Linked DNA regions of Homo sapiens: all the other regions are linked to region 1. A link is a loop called in an ENCODE intact Hi-C map of the cell type or tissue named here. Cell type or tissue: B cell. All regions are shown on one strand. Links, peaks and the distances in the headings refer to the core of each region. The heading gives the core; the rest is flanking DNA.

Region 1 (6,431 bases), core at 960-5,959:
AGGCTGAAAGTGATTAAAGGAGAAGGATCATTTTCCTTCTAAGGTTATAACCCAGAATCTGCACAGATCCCTTCTCTCGTGCCACTGGTGAGAATTTAGTTATATGTCTATATTAGCTGCAAGGAACGTGGGGAAAGGTAGTCTATTGCTGGTTGTTGACATGTCCAGCTATAACTAGACACATTTCTCTATTAAAAGAAAAAGAGAGGAATCTATATGTGGGGGCAACTGGTGGTCTCTGCCACTTCTACCTATTTTGATGGTTGTGAATATTAAATGTGAAATAAATGTAATGGTTTTGGCCCAATGACTGTAACCCAGAAAGGTCTCAGTAAATGTTTGCCATCGTTGATATTTAGAATTGGAAATTAATGACATTCGTTTAAAGGGTCACAAAGAATACTCAGAAGTATCAAGTTCTCCATACCTAGTTTTGGTTTGCCCTGATCTTCCAGCAGCCCCTCCCATCTCCCAAACTCAAGTCAGGAACCATATTAGAAGATCCACAGAGGGAACATCAACAGTGACATTGAAACACTGTGTCTACTGATCTGATTCAGACAAAGCCTGGATGTCTATTAGAAAAGATTAGATACATGGCATAAAGCCAGGGGACAGGACTCAAGCAAGTCCTTTCAATTCTATCCTCCATCACTGTATAATAAATAGAGAATGTCACTGAGAAACTGTCAAAAACCAGAGTTGGAAGGGTTTATCTTTCTTTCTCCTTATATTGCTACTAGGAGTTTTGTTAAATAAATATAAAAAGGTAGAGTGTAATAAACTATCTTGGCCTTGAGGAGAGAGGGAATAAAACAGGTGTCCATTTTCTGAAGCCAATTTTTGTCCCTTTCCAATTTTAAAGCAAAAGAAATGAAATACAAGAGCAGAATGAGAGATGGGCTGTGGGAAACTGATAGAAAGGAAACCTAAAGGAAGGCTTATGAAAACAACTTGATAGATGTAAATAACCCCCCCATAAAAGATGATCATCACTTACCTACCAGTTAGATGATCACCTGACAGTAACCATTGCATTAGTAAGCAGTCATTAAACAAGCATTAGTCATGCACACATTTGCCTGTATTTTGAAATTTGGTGTTTTGAGTTATATCCCCCAGACTACTGGATGGCCTCATACCTGGTAAACAGTTATTACTGTTATAATCTGTGTGAATCATCTCTCTCTCCTTCCAGAGTTGCTGTCAACTCAGAATTTGCTATTACAAGTCAAATCCTGAAACGACCTGAAAAAGTATATCTAAGGTACCCTGGATGGAAGAAAGATCAAATAATCAATAAGTAAAGTGACACATGCACAAAAGAATGAGACAGCAGTGAGATGCAGGGCAAGTGGGGGCCACCCTGTGAGTGGCAGTATTTACAGAATACGTCCACTTGAGACGCAAGAAAGGGTTCGAGGTCAACAACAACAAGAAAAACAGAAAGTCCTGAGAAAGAAGGTTTTGTCAGGAGCCATATTCGTGTATGGCCTCAAAGCTGAGAGTGAAGTGTGCAAAGATGAGCCAGAGAGTACAAACGACTTTCCAAAGGACTTCAGAAATGGGAGAAGCATCGTAGACCGGGACAATGGCACAGAGGAGGGAAGAAAGACAGATGGCCCCCAAACAGCACCTTTAAAAACACTTTTTAAATTCAAAGTGATTAAGAAATGAACACCCATATTACCCATAGTGGTTATCTTTAAAAATGGGACACTGTTAAGATAATCCTATCAAAGGATTAAGAAATAGCAATATAGAGATAGGAGGAATCCAATCAAAGATTAAAGTGTGATGTCCAAGAGATATGTCAGCATTTCCAGGGGGTATACAATGGTGTACTAGTTTCTTCTGAGGGTAATAGATACTACACAAAAACAAAAAATATGAAAAGGGGTAAGTTAAATGTTGTTGAACAGATTTCTTCACTGTCAAGAGTATTCAGAGGAAATGTGCATTGTGAAACTCCAAAAGGGAGGTGTGTGATACATGCATGTCTGTTCCTCCCTCATCACCCCTACTTTTCCTTTTGGGAGCAAAATGCTGCTTGCACTGGGATTTTTTTTATCAGAGCGTTCAGTTCATACCACCCTTTTCTAAACTAGTAGATATGGCTGCTCCCTCAGGGTAGTATGTAGATTAGTTTTATAGGGCCTTTCTATGGGAAAGAAAGGGTTTCAGCAGGGCATGTATAGGAGGGGCTTCTCTGGTGCTTGCATAGTGGCCTTACATGTTTCTTCATACATCTCATGTAACATAATGAAATTTTAAATCCCCATCCTTGGGTATGATCTTTAGCATTAAAATGAGGGAGGGGTAACTTTAAGTTGAACTGCGCAGACAGGACCCTGGAGCAGTCCCTAACCCGCTAAACCAGGGACTTGAGGTTAATGGCTTCTTGGGTCTTTTGTTGCTGATTGGCTGGAAGTTGGGTAAGCTACAGCTTGGGTAAGAGGCTTGTTCCTTCTCCTCTAAACCACAGCAAAACAGGAAACCAGACAGCCTGCCTGTCTCAAAATGACCCAGTGTAGGCAAATCAGGTTCTCCCTCTGAGGAATGTGCCACTTTTAGCAGATGGACACAGAGGTAAAACTTAGGGCCATGAAGCATCACTACTTTATTCCTGCTAAGGGGTTCCCCTTCCTTCCCAGGGCCTAGAGGTTCAGGCCTCCTTCAGTGCTCTGAGCTGCCACATATCCTTCCACAGAATTCCACTCAGGCTTGGTAGCCAGAGATCCTTTGTTTGTAATCAAATCACTCTGAGGACAGCAACTTGCAACACTTCACAAATACATTTGAGGAAGGATTTGTTTTGTTTTTTTGGCAAAATAACCCTCTGAATGGGTTATCTGCAGAACACACGCTGCTCTAGGTAATAATAGAGGTCTTTTGTAACATACTAAGGGGACATAAACTGTCCTGGATGCTTATATTTGCTCATTGAAAATCACCAACTAAGGAACAATAATGCATCCCTCTCTATGTGTTTATGCCATAGAGAGGGTTGATATGGCCTTGCTAGCGATGGTGAAGCCACCACACAAAGGCACTGTATTGGCACTAAAACGATCGAGGGTCACAGGACTCCTACTCTGGGGAGAAATGTAATGTCCTTAGTGAAGCATAGAATTTACCAGGGTGTCATATTTCAAACTGACTGCAAAAGGGAACCTTGAGCTTACCACAAGGCTAGAGCTTCCTGGAGAGCAATTAGGCTGGTTTACAGAGCAATCTCCCTCACTCTAGAAGTGATACCGGACGGGGGGCAGGGAAGTGCTGGGTAGAGAAGGGTGGGGTCCCTGGTGAGGGCTCCACCCTCAGATCTGTGCCCACGGACCTAAATGAGGACAGGCATTTCTGTTTCTGTGCCCAAAATGTTGCCTTTTCGCCCACCACACCCACTATCCTGTGCCCATAAAAACCCTGGACCGTAGCAGGCACACACACAGGCGGCTGGACATTGAGAGGAGCAGAAGAACACACCAGCAGACACCGGCAGGCCAGTGATGGCCGAACAACGTGGATGCCAATTCAGCCAGGGGCATCTGGAGGAGAGTTTGGCCGCTGGGCAGGATCGACTCCAGGGGAAGAGCACCTTCCCACCCCATCCCCCTTCTGGCTCCCCATCCATCTCACTGGGAGCTACCCTCACCACTCAATAAAATCTTGCACTCATTCTCCAAGCCCCCGTGTGATCCGATTTTTCCAGTACACAAGGGAAAGAACCCAGGATACAGAAAGCCCTCTGTCCTTGTGGTAAGGAAGAGGGTCTAATTGAGCTGATTAACACAAGCTACCTGCAGATGGCAAGGCTGAAAGAGCACACTGTAACACACGCCCACTGGGGCTTCAGGAGCTGTGAACACTCAACCCTAGATGTTGCCATGGGGTCGGAGTCCAAAAACACTCCCCACCATCTGCTCATCTGCAAGTTGCCCCTAGGGCTTTGAGCACCAGGGCACTGAAGAAACCGGCCACACCCCTGCCACTACACGCCCTGTGAGGGAGATAAGGGAACTCTCCTGTTTCAGCAGGGTGTGGAGGGATGGGGGAAGGAGCGCTCATAAGTCTCCTCCCAAAGCCTAGCAATGGAGTGGGATGTTGGTATGTATATTTTTAGAGAGAAAAACAGCTTTTAAATTATATTCATTTAAGAAAAGTAAAATACTCTAATGTAGAGGCAAAACAAAGAAATATCCTTTTACAGGAAATGGGGGCTGGGGGACAAGTGAAAAGAAGGAATAGAAAGATGCTAAAAGCACATACCTAAATCATGTTAACTCTATCTTTGTGTTTCTACACAATTTCTGGAATGACAGGTACATGAACAGCAATAGCAGTAATATTCACAATAGTAATAGCAAATATTAATACTATGATTTGGGTCGTATTCTATTTACATTACAAACCATTATCCCCAACTACACAGATGACAAAACTGAGGCATGAAAGTAGATTAACTGTCCACAAGCCTGCCTCTTTAACAAATTAACTTCCCCATAGCTAATTATCTTACCCTAAACTAATTGTCTTCTTCTCTACCACACAAAAACATGCAAACATGATATAACTTAGAGTGATCATAGTGATAAAAGAAAGTTGTATATAGGCATATATATGTATGTATACGTATATATACATACATATATATACATATCCACACATATCCAAAAGGCTGCATGAAGAAGAAGGAATAATACAATGAATAATAAATGGACTGAGGCCCTAAAGGGGCGAGAAATGAGAGATAAAGACAGACTTACAGAACGCTTGGGAATACATCTTTCTCTTAGCCTGGAGGACAGTAAGAAGAGAGAAAATAAATGTTTTGTGGTAGATATTGGCAATTCATGCCCAAAAGCTTTTCTCGGAGAGACATAATGCAAGGCAATGTGGAAAAAAACAAAAAGGATGTTTTTAATCTGTTTATTTTTTTTAGTCTATTGGCCTGGATTAGCACTTTTTTTTCTAAAAACCCATCCATTATCTCTGTAGGATATGGATATTTATCCATGGTAGAAGTTAAATTGATGTTTATGGAGCAAATCAATTGTGTGTGTTTGCACTCTAACTAACAGCTCTTTCCAGCTTTCGCAGGAATATTTTTACAAACTTTACAGTTTCATTATGAACATTCTGTTTATTCAGACTGTGTGAAGATTTCCAATGCATTTGTTCTACTTGTATTCTAAAGTCCTGAAGACTGTTTCAAAATTATAAATCATTTGGGTCCCAAACTCAGATGACGCCAGAGTCTGGGCAAATAGCATAAGTGAATGAAGCAATCTGCATGTAAAAAAAAAAGATATGGCTAGTTTGTTGTGCCTCTTGTGGCCGCTTTTCATAAAGGCATGGGTACAGAATATAATTTAAGGAAAGTTACAGCAAAAGTGCCCTGATAATGACAAACCATCATTGGTCCTAGTCTCAGAGAAATAATAAGGAGGGGGTAGGTATTATCACAAATTGGCAAATTTATGATCATCTAAAGCTGGTAGCTGCTACCCAGACTTACCCATTGTTGCCACATATGAAATGTGATAAAATGTGGTAGATGACAAAAATGACCCTCCCCACTCTTTCTGTATCTAAGCAATGTAATTATGCAGTAACTTCATACTTACTTTTGCATGAAAAAAAGCTAATCCAGGCCAGTAGACTCAATAAGCAGATTATAGAAGGTTGTTTGTTACCCACTGTTAGCATGGTAATAGATAACTGATACAGAAATTCAGATAAGAACCTAAGAAAGTGAAATCTAATTTTTAAAAATCAGCAGCTAATTTTTTTTAATGACATAGCTCAAACACAACCATTTCTATGGATCTGATCCAGACCACAGGCCACTATTTTGCATTCTCCATTCTAATCCCTTCATTTTACAATTAAGAAAAGACATTCAAAGAGATAAGATATATTTTCCAAAGCCAAGTAATTGGACCTCAGCGGTGTTGATTCACATAATATGGTCACTTTTTAAAAAACAACTTAGTGTCCTCATTTGAGTGCATGGATATTTCCAAATCACTGGGGCCTTCCCTCTCCATTCTTTCCATTACTTTGTTTTTGTCCAGGGGCTAGATCCACGTGAAGAAAATATTGCATTCTTCTCTATCAGCCTCATCTGAGCCCTGTCAGCTGCCATTTTTTGAGGAGGACATCTGAATTCTCCTTTCCCAGCAAAGGTAATACTTCTAAAAATGTGCTTGAGGCTACAAACTTGGTATATAATTTTGGCATTAAACTCATACCTCCTCCCTCCACAAAACACATGAATAAATGATGCTTCTAATTTAAAGTGGAATAACTTTTATACCATGCTGACTAAGGAAAAAATCCCACGAAATGTGAATAATGTTGGTCTTGGCCAAATAAAAACAGTAACAATCTAGGATAAAAGCAGACAGGCAAATTCTAATAGGGCATAT
Region 2 (6,431 bases), core at 760-5,759, 190 kb after region 1:
AATAGGGCGTAGTAGCAATATTTACACTACAAAAACCGGAAAACACTTAAATCAGGAATTTTCCCTACTCCCCACCCCCAACACAAACCCTGGAAAGGTGGTTGTTATGTATTTACCACTGTGTGTGTCTATCACATTGTGATAGACATAAAGCTGTCAATAACTTCCCTGTGAATCAACCCTAGGTTCATTATCAGATGCTATGAAGACAATGATGATCTCTATCTTATTCAAAAAATTCTAGTAAGTAGAAAAAGAATGTAAGCTTCCTGATCATATAACAAAGCTAATTATTAACCTCAAACCAAAGCCTGGATATAAGAAAATGACATTATAGGATCATTTTAGTATGTGAACATAGATCCCAAAATCCTAAATAAGATATACATTTACTGTTCTAATGCTATATTAAAATGTCTGTATCACAGTCAAACAGATTTTATCCCAGGAATGTAGCAACTGTAACATAAGAAAATCTAGTCGTCATAATGCCCCATATTAATGGTCTAAAGCAGAAAAAATATATGATCATTCCAATGGATGCAGGGAGGCATCTGAAAAATCTCAATACTTTACAGGATTATTTAAAGAAAACCAAATAACAAAACAAAGCAACAAAAAAACTGAGAAAAACTGAAACAATAGAAGGCTCTCCTAACTTGATAAATATCTGCCCAAAATTCTACAGCAAATACATAATCAATAGTACAATATCAGAAATACCACCACTATTTAATGTAGTACTAGAAGACTTGATTAATGCCACAAAACAAAGAAAATAGGTTAGAAGTATGAAGATTTTGAAGAAGGTGAAATTGTAATTTTTAGATTATATTATTTCTTACCTAGAACATTGAAGAAAGTAGATACTTTTACTAATAAGTTTATGAAATCTTGTAAGTAAACTATTAATAAGAATATCCATAGACATATCTTTACCAATACAACTAACTAAATTATATAATAGAAAACAAAATACTAGTCACTGCCACAGCAAAATATCAAATAAATATCTAGGAATCACCCTAAATAAAATGTTTTCTTCAGTGTAGTGATTCCTCAAAGACTGAAAAACAGAGCTATCATTTGACCTAGCAATCCTATTACAAGATATATACCCAACAGAATATAAATTTTTCTATTATAAAGACACAGGCATGCATATGTTCATTGCAACACTATTCACAATAGCAAAGATATGGAATGCCCATCAATGTTAGACTGAGTAAAGAAATGTGGTACATATACACCATGGAATATTATGCAGCCATAAAAAAGAATGAGATCATGTCCTTGCACAGACATGGGTGGAACCGTTATCCTCAGCAAACTAATGCAGGAATAGAAAACCAAATGCCACATGTTCTCACTTATAAATGGGAACTTAATGATAAGAAAACATGGACATATAGAGGGGAACAACACACACTGGGGCCTATAGGAGGGTGGAGAGAGGGAAGAGGGAGAGGATCAGGAAAAATAATTAATGGGTACTAGGCTTAACACCTGGGTGATGAAATAATTTATACAACTAACGCCCATAACACAAGTGTACCTATATAACAAACCTGCACATGTACCCCTGAACTCAAAAGTTGAAAAACAAATAAATAAAATGTCTTCCTAACAAGTGCAGGAAAAAATAACTCTATTAAAGATTTTTAAAACTGAGTAGAAAGTTATGCTATGTTCAAGGATGAAACCATTAAATGGTTAAAACACATCAATTGTCACTCAGACTACTCTATTTATATCATGTCATTCCAAAAACAGAATTGAGTAAAATTTGCAATTTCATAGGCTCTTCCCACAATTATAAGTAAGAACACAGAATCAGTCAGCAGGACAGTTTAGAAAAAGAAAATGAATAACTTGCTTTAGCAGATATTACGAAGCCAAACAATTAAAGATAGTTGATAGAATAGACAGATGGATAGATGAATAGATAGAGATGGATCAATAAATAGGTAGTAATTGGTGCAAGAATAGACTATTAAGCCAGTGGGAAACAATATATTAGTTTTGTAATAAAGAGGCATCATAAATCAGTAGGAATAAGATGCATTATGAAGTAAATTCTGTATATAAATGGAAAAACACAGTATATACAAAACTATAAAGCTAAAGAAAAAATACAAAAGAATATATTTGAGACCTTGGGGGTAGATTAGGAAATCAGTTTTTAAAATAGTCAAAATAGATACTATAAAGGGAAAAATTAATTTTAATGCAATCAAATTTCATGAAAGATTCATGTTCAGTGAAGCATGTCATAAACAAAATATGAATGACAGACTAATGGAAGACATTCACAATGTTTAAGACAGTCAAGGGAATAAGTACAAAAATATAAAAGGAATTCTCATAAATCATCAAGAAAAAAATGGAAATCTATAAGTAAAATGAGCAAGGCTATGAATAGGCAATTTACAAAAATGAAAACCTTAAATGGTTTATAAGAATATGATGTTTAGCCTTATTAGTAATCAGAGAAATGCGAATTAAAAGGAGATGCCACTTTACATACATTATTAGAATGGCAAAATGTAAAAGGTCAGATAGCATCAACTACTGAAAGCCTCGTGAACTACTGGTGGAAGAACATTGAGTGTGAGAACATCCCAGCACTCAACAATCGTCCTTAAAGAGTGAGCCACATATGAAGATGATAGTTAAAGCATTTTTTCTCATACCAAGATGCTGGAGGCCTACAAGGTTTTGATCACTAAATGAATGGGTAAGTAAAATGTAATAAATACATATAATGGAAACATAAAATAACAAATAATATTTAATAATAAATATTTTTAATGTTGAGAGAAAATATTAGGAGTGTATTTTGTAGCATAAAATCATCTACATAAACTGAAGACACCCCAAAATAAAGCAGCATGTTTGTTACAGACATATACCTAAATGAACATATGAACAACATATAACATGGTATGTTATATGTTAAATTCAATGAAGATGATGCCTATATATAGGTTAGAATCAGGGTAGAAGATAAAAGAAAGAAAACACCGTAGAAGATAAAAGGTAAAGCAATGATAAGTGTCTTAATTCAGTTTGTGTTGCTGTGCAGAAATACCTGGGACTGGGTAATTTATAAAGAAAAACAGTCCATTTTGGCTCACAATTCTGCTGGCCAGAAGACTGGGCATCTCATGAAAGCTTCAGGCTTTTCCACTCAGGGAAAATGAAAGCGAGCAGGTCTGTGCAGAAATCACATGGCAAGAGAGGAAGTAAGAGAGAGGAGGGAGGTGCCAGGCTCTTTTTAACAACCAGCTCTCTGGGAACCAATAGAGCAAGAACTCACTCACTGCAGCGAAGACAGCACCAAGACTTTCATGAGGGATCTGCACCCGTGACCCAATCACCTCCTATTAGGCCCCACATCTGACATTAGGGATTAAATTTCAACGAGATTTGGAGAGTCAAACAACCAAAATATAACAATGAGATTACTATGAATTGAGTAAGAACAACTCAACTCTTGTACCTGAAGTTCACACTAGGAAAAACAAAAGGGTCTTTGGATTTCATTCACAGGCACACATTGACATGTTAGGAGAAAAATGACCATCTGTGTCACATAACTAAATGTGAGTTCACAGATTCCATTTCATCCAACTGATTTCTAGATAGATGACACATTCTTAAGTCTAAATGATAAACTTGTGCACCCAAATGGAAGGAGAGAATGTTATTTTCACCTTTCCCCTACCCCACCCACACACATACAGAAACAATAAAACACTGACATTGGTATAGGAAGAACCTGCCATCCCTGAACAGTATGCAACTTATCAAATCATGATTTTATTATCTCCACACTTCTGCAAACTCCCAAATCTTCAAAGAAGAGTAACTCATACATCTAAGATTCAGTCAGGGGATTAGCTTAAAATAGAAGTAAAATGAGGCATAGTTTGTCTAGAGATTTTTCCTTGGAAAACAAACTACTCTATGCAATTATGTTGAGAATTGAAAACTGCTACAGATGGCTTACTAAGTCTATTAATACCAAAAGACCATTATATGCAATTTTGTCATTAATTGCAAAAATCCCATTGATTTTAATCTACAAAAGTAATAAATCCAACACACACAATAATTGCTTGTATTTCTAAACCCTAAGAGATTAGACATTTTAAATCTTCTTGTCTCCACTCTTAACTAGGGAATTTAAATATTAGAAAATAAATTTGAAGCATCTACTTTGAAGATGAAAGTATAAATTTTGTCATGGAAACATAAAAACAAATTAATTCAATTTACACTATTTACTGCACTATAGGGTTTCTACTAAAAAATGTGATATAAAACTAAACATTAGCACAATTTAACATTCTTGACTCAGAAATAGACCAAACATAGTTCTTAACTCAAATAATATTGCAAATCATGTATTTTACAACATATTTTCCCAATTGTGACTATAGCTACATATATTTTATTATTGGCCTTATGTCTTAAAATAATTTTATTTATATTAAAATTTCCAAATATACAGTCACAATTCTGTAAATACTTTTCATTAGGTTTTAATTTTACAATTTAACAGTAGTCAAATGCAAAAGTCTTAATAATGCTTCTAGCACAAACTACATACTTAAAGAATGTTAAAGCGTACACTAAAGATATAATTGAGAAGGAGAAAGTGCTAAAGACTAACCTTGAACACTAAATGATTCCAAATTACTTTTTCTTTAACATTTGTATGTCTAATTTTGATAAACAAATGGAAACTAAAAATGCAGATTATGATTATGTCTGGGAGGAAAGATTACAGGTGATTTTTAGTTTTCACCTTCATACTTTCATTTTTTCCATATTTTTCAAATTCTCTCTCTAGGACACCTACTTCTCTTTTACTCAGAGGAAGAATAAATCTTAAAACGAAGAGGACGTTCACAGCCAGCAATATTGTTAACCACATATCTGGAGTACAGATGAAGTATAGACCACTGAAAATTATAGATAAAATATAGGATTTTTAAAAAACACATCTAAAGCTTCAAGGCTAAGAATTTTTTAAAAGAGAAAAAAATAGATAAGACACTGAGCAAGAAGAGAATAAGTTAGGGTTGAATAAGTGATGACTTTACTAACAAGCATTCTAATTTCTAAAGGAAGCTTATTAAAATATTGATTAACTTAAAGCATGAAATTAAATATGCCTGTTAAACTTTTACATTTTACTCCAAGCTCTATAAAAAGTAGAGTGCCCATTTTCATAGCAGTTTTTACAGTTTTAGTATCATCTCAGGATATGATAGAACTATCATTGCATATCGATGAGGAATTTTGTATTATATACTAAATGGTACTGAGACAATTGGTTGATCAGATGAAAAAAAAGAATGAAATTGAATCCCTCCCATACATCACAAAAACCAATTTCCTGCAAACAGAAGCCACAATGAGATATTACTAAACACACATTCAAATGCCTAAAATTAATGACTATCAATACCAAGTGTGGGAGAGAATGTGAAGAAACTTGAATTCTCATACATGGCTGGTGGAATACAAAATAGGACTACTTTTGAAATATTTTGGTAGTTTTTTATAAAGTTAAATATTAACTTATTATTCCTGGCTGTTTTTTCAAGATATATAAACATATGCTCATACAACAACTTGAATACAAATATTCATGACAACTTTTTTCAAAATAATTTAAAAAAAACTGCAACAGTTTATTAATGGGTAAATAGATGCACAAATTATGGACTATCCCACAATAGAATAGAATGAGACTCAGCAAATAGAAAGTAAGAAGGAAACAGCTACTGCTACATACAACAACATGGATAAATCTCATTTACATTATGCTGAGTGAAAGAAGCCAGATGCAAAATAATACACACTGTAAGTTTCCGTTTATATGAAATTCTTATAAAAGACAAAACTAATCTCTGGTTATTCAACAGATAAGTGGTTGGTTGGGGCCAGGTGACTTGGGAGCAACAGACTGTAAAGGGAGCTTTTTGAGGTGATGCAAATATTCGACCTCTTGCTTGTGGTAGTGGTTACGAGTGTATGCATTTGTCAAAACCCAAACTATACACTTTAAATAGGTATGTATTTTATTATATGTGAATTAAACCTCAGTAAAATGTGTGTATACATATATAATTTTATATATAGGTACATATGTGATACTTATGTATAATAAAAACTTAAATGTTAAAGACAAAGCCTTAAACACCTTCTAGAAAAAAAAATCAGAGAATAGTTCTGTTTTCTGCATAAAGAGTAAGTTTTTAAACAAATCATAGGAACAAAATTAAGACAAATAGATTTGACTACCTTAAAATTGTGAACTTCTTCAATGATACATCAGGAAAAGTGATAGTCAAAATCATAACCAGGGAAAAGATATGAAACACAAAATGACAAAGGATTAGTATCCAGAATATTTT
Region 3 (6,431 bases), core at 515-5,514, 62 kb before region 1:
AAGCAGACAAGCAGATGAGGAGATGAGGAAACAGGCAGATGAACGGCAGAACAACGCAGCAGAGAGAGAGGAAGAGGAACGTCCCAATGCCAAGAGGAGTTCGACTGGGGGTGGTAGGAGAGGGGTTTGGCTGCCGGACGGCCAGGCTCCAGGGGAAGATCATCCTTCCACTCTACCCCACTTTCAGCTCCCCATCTATCCCACTGAGAGCCACCTCCACCACGCAATAAAACCCTGCATTAAAAAGTCAGGAAACAACAGGTGCTGGAGAGGATGTGGAGAAATAGGAACACTTTTACACTGTTGGTGGGACTGTAAACTAGTTCAACCATTGTGGAAGTCAGTGTGGGGATTCCTCAGGGATCTAGAACTAGAAATACCATTTGACCCAGCAATCCCATTACTGAGTATATACCCAAAGGACTATAAATCATGCTGCTATAAAGACACATGCACACGTATGTTTATTGCGGCACTATTCACAATAGCAAAGACTTGGAACCAACCTAAATGTCCAACAACGATAGACTGCATTAAGAAAATGTGGCACATATATACCATGGAATACTATGCAGCCATAAAAAATGAAGAGTTCATGTCCTTTGTAGGGACATGGATGAAACTGGAAACCATCATTCTCAGCAAACTATCACAATGACAAAAAAGCAAACACTGCATGTTCTCACTCATAGGTGGGAATTGAACAATGAGAACACATGGACACAGGAAGGGGAACATCACACTCCGGGGACTGCTGTGGGGTGGGCAGAGGGGGGAGGGATAGCATTAGGAGATATACCTAATGCTAAATGACGAGTTATTGGGTGCAGCACACCAACACGGCACATGTATACATATGTAACAAACCTGCACATTGTGCATATGTACCCTAAAACTTAAAGTATAATAATAATAAAATAAAATAAATAAAAAATAAAAAACTAAAAAAAAAACCCTGCATTCATCCTTCAAGCCCATGTGTGACCCGATACTTCCAGGACTCTGGGCAAGAGTTTGGTATACAGAAAGCTGTCACACCGGCCCTCTGCCCTTGCTAAAAGGTAGAGAGTCCATTGAGCTGGTTAACACTTAAGCAGTCTGTGGATGGTAAGGCTAAAAGAGCATTGTAACACTGGGGCCGCAGGTACTCACCCCTAGACACTCCCAAGGGGCCAGAGCCCAAAGCACTCACCCTGGCTTTTGCACCTGCCTGTCTGCGTGCTCCCCCTCCTGTCAGGAGTTTGAGCAGCAGCAGGGGAGACTGAACAGGCGAGCCACACCCCTGTAGCATGTTCTGTGAGGAGGATCAGGAAATTCTCCTGTTTCAACATGTTTAATTTTATCTTTCTGTGGCCTATTCAGTTCACACACAACACACACACTTCGACAGCAAAACAAAACAAAACAAAACAAAACAAAACAGAATCCACATCACAAAGATTCCCTGAAGTCATCAGCAACATCTACACATTTCCTTTTTTTCCCCTTATAAAACTTTACTTTGAGATATCTCATGACTGGACTTGATCTGGTCATTTTCCTTTTATTCAGTGCATTTATTATTGATGCTTTGTAAAATTATTTATGCTGCTATTTATTTTGTATTCCCAAGGCTTTTAAGTAAAAGGATTTTCCCCTAAGTAACTAAAATTTAACTCCATCTCCATCTCTCCTCTAAGTGCTAATTCAATCAATGATTTCCACATACATTATGCATTTCATTCATCACCAATGAACTGTACATTGAAATACCTGTTTTTAATTTATTTTTGAATATGTTATATATTTTGGACCCAAACTTAAGAGTTGGTGATTTTTACTGTTATACAGAAGTGTCATGGATGTAATTTGTTACCATTAAAATCATCTTACTAAGGATTACTTTTCAAATAGTTTGTGAAATCTAGCCAATACATACCAGAAGGCATGAAAAATTGGCAAATGGTAAAAGCTCGATGGTCTTATTTAACAAGGCTCATTCATAGCAAAAGTATTAAACGGATTTAGTGCCTCAAAGGAGTGCTTGAAAGAGGCCATAGATAAAAGCAAGAAAACTAGCTAGACAGAAAATTATGAATGATGTCTTCCTGTCTTCTGATGAAAGAAAAAAAGAATTTGGAAATGTACCTTAAACCAGCAATAGAGAGGCAAAGATACTTTTTTTAATCCTAATAACAGATTATTGCAAAAGTTGTTTCGTGAATTTATAGAAGTCTAACAAGAAAAGCGGTGTCAAGACTTGCAAAAATAACAACAAAAATTTCTACTCTTGCTTTGTTAGTGAGATCTTCTCTGAAAAGATGTAGCTTCTAAAGGAGAAATTTACCTTTAGCGTATTATGTCAAAATATAATATTTACAGATAAAAATAATATCCCATATTATTTGCTTATACATTTATTACAAAAAGTATTTTGAGATCCTTTTGAGTTATTTATTATTTTGTTGTTTCTGTTGCTCTTTTCTTTCTTGTGACAAAAAATTAACCGTCTTCCTAGAAGATCAAACTAGAAAGAATCCAAACACACAATTTGGTCATTGCCAGATTTCATTGCATCTAGTGATAAAGTTTTCATTCCTTGTAGGATTTTACTAAATAAACAATGTGCCTCTGTTCTGCATTTTGAATTTTGTTAAATGTCATTTTGGCCAGCAGTCTTTTTTTTTTTTTTTTTTTTTTTTTTTTGAGACACAGTCTCACTCTGTCACTCAGGCTGCAGTGCAGTGCAGTGCAGTGCAGTGTCACAATCTCGACTCACAGCAGTTTCTGCCTCCCGGGTTCAAGCGATTCTCCCACCTCAGCCTCCCGAGTAGCTGGGATTACAGACATGCGCCACCACACCTGGCTAATTTTTGTATTTTTAGTAGAGACAGCGTTTCACCATGTTGGCCAGGCTGGTCTCAAACTCCTGACCTCAAGTGATCCACCCTCCTGAGCCTCCCAAAGTGCTGGGATTACAGGTGTGAGTCACCATGCCCAGCACACTCTTTTAAGTTAATCCAATTGGTTAAGCTTCCAACAAAGGATCTTGAAAATGAATGTTAGTCTTCATCTTAAGCCATTCTCTCCAGGAAATACTGCATACAATAATGATCCAAATGCTGAGATTTTATGGGACACATTTGAGGTCTTTCACCAAACGTATATTTGTAGGCCCCATCTCTGTTGAACGAATCAATAATATTTACAGACTTATTGATGGCTACTAAAAAAAATACAAAATTTCAAAGTGTTTTTCATAGGGAATTCCCTGACGTAAGATAAACCAAACTCTAACTCTGTGGAAAGCATGAAAACACTATAGATGGTGTTCATCCATGAATTCTTGACCTCAAACATTCAAATATGTCTTTGGGCATTTCACAGCCCTCTTCTCACGCCCTCTTTGGAAAAGATTCCAGTCATTTCTGATGTTCATTGACCTCATTAGTCAAACATCTCCTGACCAACCTGTGATCAATTTGGATTTCCTCCAAGGAGAATGACTTTTCTTCCTTTAAGAATATCAGGAAATCTCCTCCAAACTTTATACAACATTGCTAGGAAAGCACATATTTAATGATAAACAACATTAAAACAATGACAAACGGAACCTCTACACTGCTGGTAGAAATGGCAAATGAGGCAGCCACTTTGGCAAACAGTCTGGTAGCTCCTCAAAAAGTTAAATATGGAGTTACCATAGGACACAGCAATTCCAACCCAGGTATATACCCAGGAGAAATAAAAGCATGCATTCCCACCAAAATCTTGTACATTAGTGCACCAGTAATTAAAATACCTAAAAATGTAGAAAAAAACCCAAATGTCCTAAAACTGATAGATGAATAAATAAAATGTGGCATATCCATACAATGAAATATTATGTGGCCATAAAAATAAATGAAGTACTGAATGTGCTACAACTGGAATAAACCTTGTAAATATAACGCTAAGTGAAAGAAGTCTGTCAGGGCAGATTACATATTGTATGATTCAATTTGTATGAAATATCAAAATAGGCAAATCTACAGAAACAGAAATTAAATTAGGTACTCTTTAATGGTGGTGGGGCAGAGATGACTAGAGAATGACTGCTAATCAATATGGAGTTTCTTTTTGGAGTGATGAAAATGTTCTAAAATTGACTGTAGGGATGGATGTACAAGTCTGTTAATACACTGAAAACCATTGAATTTTATACTTTAAAATGAGTGAATTGTATAGCCAATGACTTATATCTCAATTAAATTGTTATATTAAAAAAGACAATGTAATGTATCATGAGATAACCGAATATATATGTGTGTGTATCTGTACATATATACATATATACACACTCATATATACACACACACACATATACACATACAGTTGAGCTTTGAACAATGCAGGGATTGGGGTGCTGACCCTCATGCAGCTGAAAATCCACATGTAACTTTTGAGTCCCCCCAAACTTAGCTATTAATAGCCTACTGTTGACTGGGAGCCTTCCCAATAACATAAGCAGTTGATTAACAAATATTTTGTGTGTTATGTGTATTTTATTCTGTATTCTCATTACAAAGTAAGCTAGAGAAAAGAAAATGTTATTAAGAAAATTATAAAGAAGAGAAAATATATTTACTATTCATTCATTGGAAGTGGATTAACATAAAGGTCTTCATCTTTATCATCTTTAGGTCGAGTAGGCTGAAGAGGAGGATGAGGAATTGTTGGTCTTGCTCTCTCAGGGATGGCAGAGGCAGAAGAAAATCCATGAATAAGTGGACCCGCACAATTCAAATCTGTTTTGTTCAAGGGTCATCTATATATATATATGTGTGTATATACATATATATATATGGTCTATATGCCAACAATAACCAGAGTGATTATCCATTTATTTATTCAATAAATATTAGTTAAGCACCTAGGAAAGCAAAAGGAATATATTGAACACTAAAAGTCAATACAAATAATAAGGACATCAATAAGAAAATAAGCTTTAGAAAATGGTAAAGAAGATAAAACCCAAGCAAATCTAACGAAAAAGAAAAAGATATAATGAACCTCAGGTCAATTCTTGGCTCTACTAGTTAATAGCTGAATAACATCAAAGTAGACATTTAGCCTTTCTGAACCAAAGACTATGCTGGCTCAGCTAATTCCCATCTGCATAGAAAAAAAGCTTCAATTGTTCCAACTCATCTTCTATTCTAGAACATTTAGATTGTTAATGATGTTTTTGACAATTGTAGCTTTTAAATTAAAAAAAATTGGAACAATTTTAGAAATGAAATTTAAGCCATTTCATTAAACTGTATGTCCTTTTCTGATCTTTTTCTCTCCAGTTTTATTGAGGTATAATTGATAGATGAATGGATAAAGAAAATGGGATATTTATTCATCTATATCCATATAAAAGACTATTATTCAGTCATACCATAGAAAAGAAGGAAATTCTGCCAGTCGTGACTACATAGGAGAACCTGGAAGACATAATGCTAAGAAAAAATAAGCCAGACACAGAAAGAAAAATACTATATGATCTCATTTATATGTGGAACTAAAAAAGTCTAACTCATAGAAGTAGAAAATAGAATGGTGGTTGCCAAGAGCTGGGGGATTGGACAAAATGGGGAAATATTGGCCAAAGGGTATAATTTTCCAGTTATGCAGGATGAATAAGTTCTGGAGATCTAATGTACAGCATGGTGATTACAGTTAATAATACTATATTGTATACCTGAAATTTTTTTAAAGGATGGATTTTAATTACTATCACCACGAAAAAAGTATGTCCTTTTAAAGACAGGAAAAGAATATATATATATATATATATATATATATATATATATATATATAATTACACTTCTCATACCTGTGCACGTTACAGTGAAAAAAATGAGTACCTATAGCAAAACAAGTTTCTGTGTCAAATTCACAAATTGCATTTCTAATTTTTTGCCTGTTGTGTTAAGCACATTTTTTCTATCCTTATCGGTAATAAATAAAGTGAATTTGTTTTTCTCGAAGTCTGCTTGAATGTTATGGTTCTTATATTTTTTGTCATGCAACTTCATTGTCAACTCACAGAGCAGTTCAGCAACAAAATCAATACTCCTTAATTTTCTGATCGTTGAGTAGAGTCAAGAGAGTACTGCTCTGCAGTTAGACAGACCTAGCCCAAAGCCTGGGTCAGCCTTTCGTTTGCCATGTGATTCTGGGTTACTTTACCTGAGTTTGTCTAGGTTTCAATAGCAAATGCCTTCTCGATATCCATTCTCTGCTTTGGACTTAGATATAAACCTCAATCCATTTGGAACATTAATGTTCCCGATTAATATTCAACTTCCCATAGGTTAATTTTAGTCAGGGGGAAGGAAGAAGCAGCTCCTGAGTAGGGTTTCCAAGAAAGCTCTCAGTAGGGGCAGAGTCACGTGGCTTTCCATTTTGGCCCTTTGCTCTTT

Evidence for each region. Peaks named below come from ENCODE experiments on the same cell type or tissue, not always from the same donor. Only the 100,000 strongest peaks of a DNase experiment are listed, where the experiment ranks them.
Region 2: a loop joins it to region 1, with 9 times the contacts of the local background. A loop is called at or near these places in 1 of 110 quality-filtered maps.
Region 3: it touches region 1 in a loop (2.5-fold over the local background); 1 of 110 quality-filtered maps calls a loop at or near these places.

What each region holds. Positions count from the first base shown.
Region 1 is chr5:163,912,611-163,919,041 of GRCh38, reverse strand. No RefSeq gene overlaps it. Among named protein-coding and RNA genes, the nearest start is that of LINC03000, 380 kb to the left of the region's middle. RefSeq lists a silencer at 2,462-2,571 and enhancers at 2,923-3,469, 3,552-3,681. In B cell, for the core only: a CTCF peak has its summit at 5,318; DNase peaks (open chromatin) are centred at 2,511, 3,201, 3,901 and 5,341; H3K4me3 peaks cover 3,756 bases; H3K27ac peaks cover 4,865 bases.
Region 2 is chr5:163,724,051-163,730,481 of GRCh38, reverse strand. LOC102724458 (a long non-coding RNA gene) reads right to left here. Exons shown (of 6, transcript XR_941167.3): 5 at 6,319-6,335. Among named protein-coding and RNA genes, the nearest start is that of MAT2B, 220 kb to the right of the region's middle. In B cell, for the core only: no CTCF peak of the experiment used is centred there; a DNase peak (open chromatin) is centred at 3,261; H3K4me3 peaks cover 1,362 bases; H3K27ac peaks cover 1,799 bases.
Region 3 is chr5:163,973,898-163,980,328 of GRCh38, reverse strand. No RefSeq gene overlaps it. Among named protein-coding and RNA genes, the nearest start is that of LINC03000, 320 kb to the left of the region's middle. In B cell, for the core only: no CTCF peak of the experiment used is centred there; no DNase peak of the experiment used is centred there.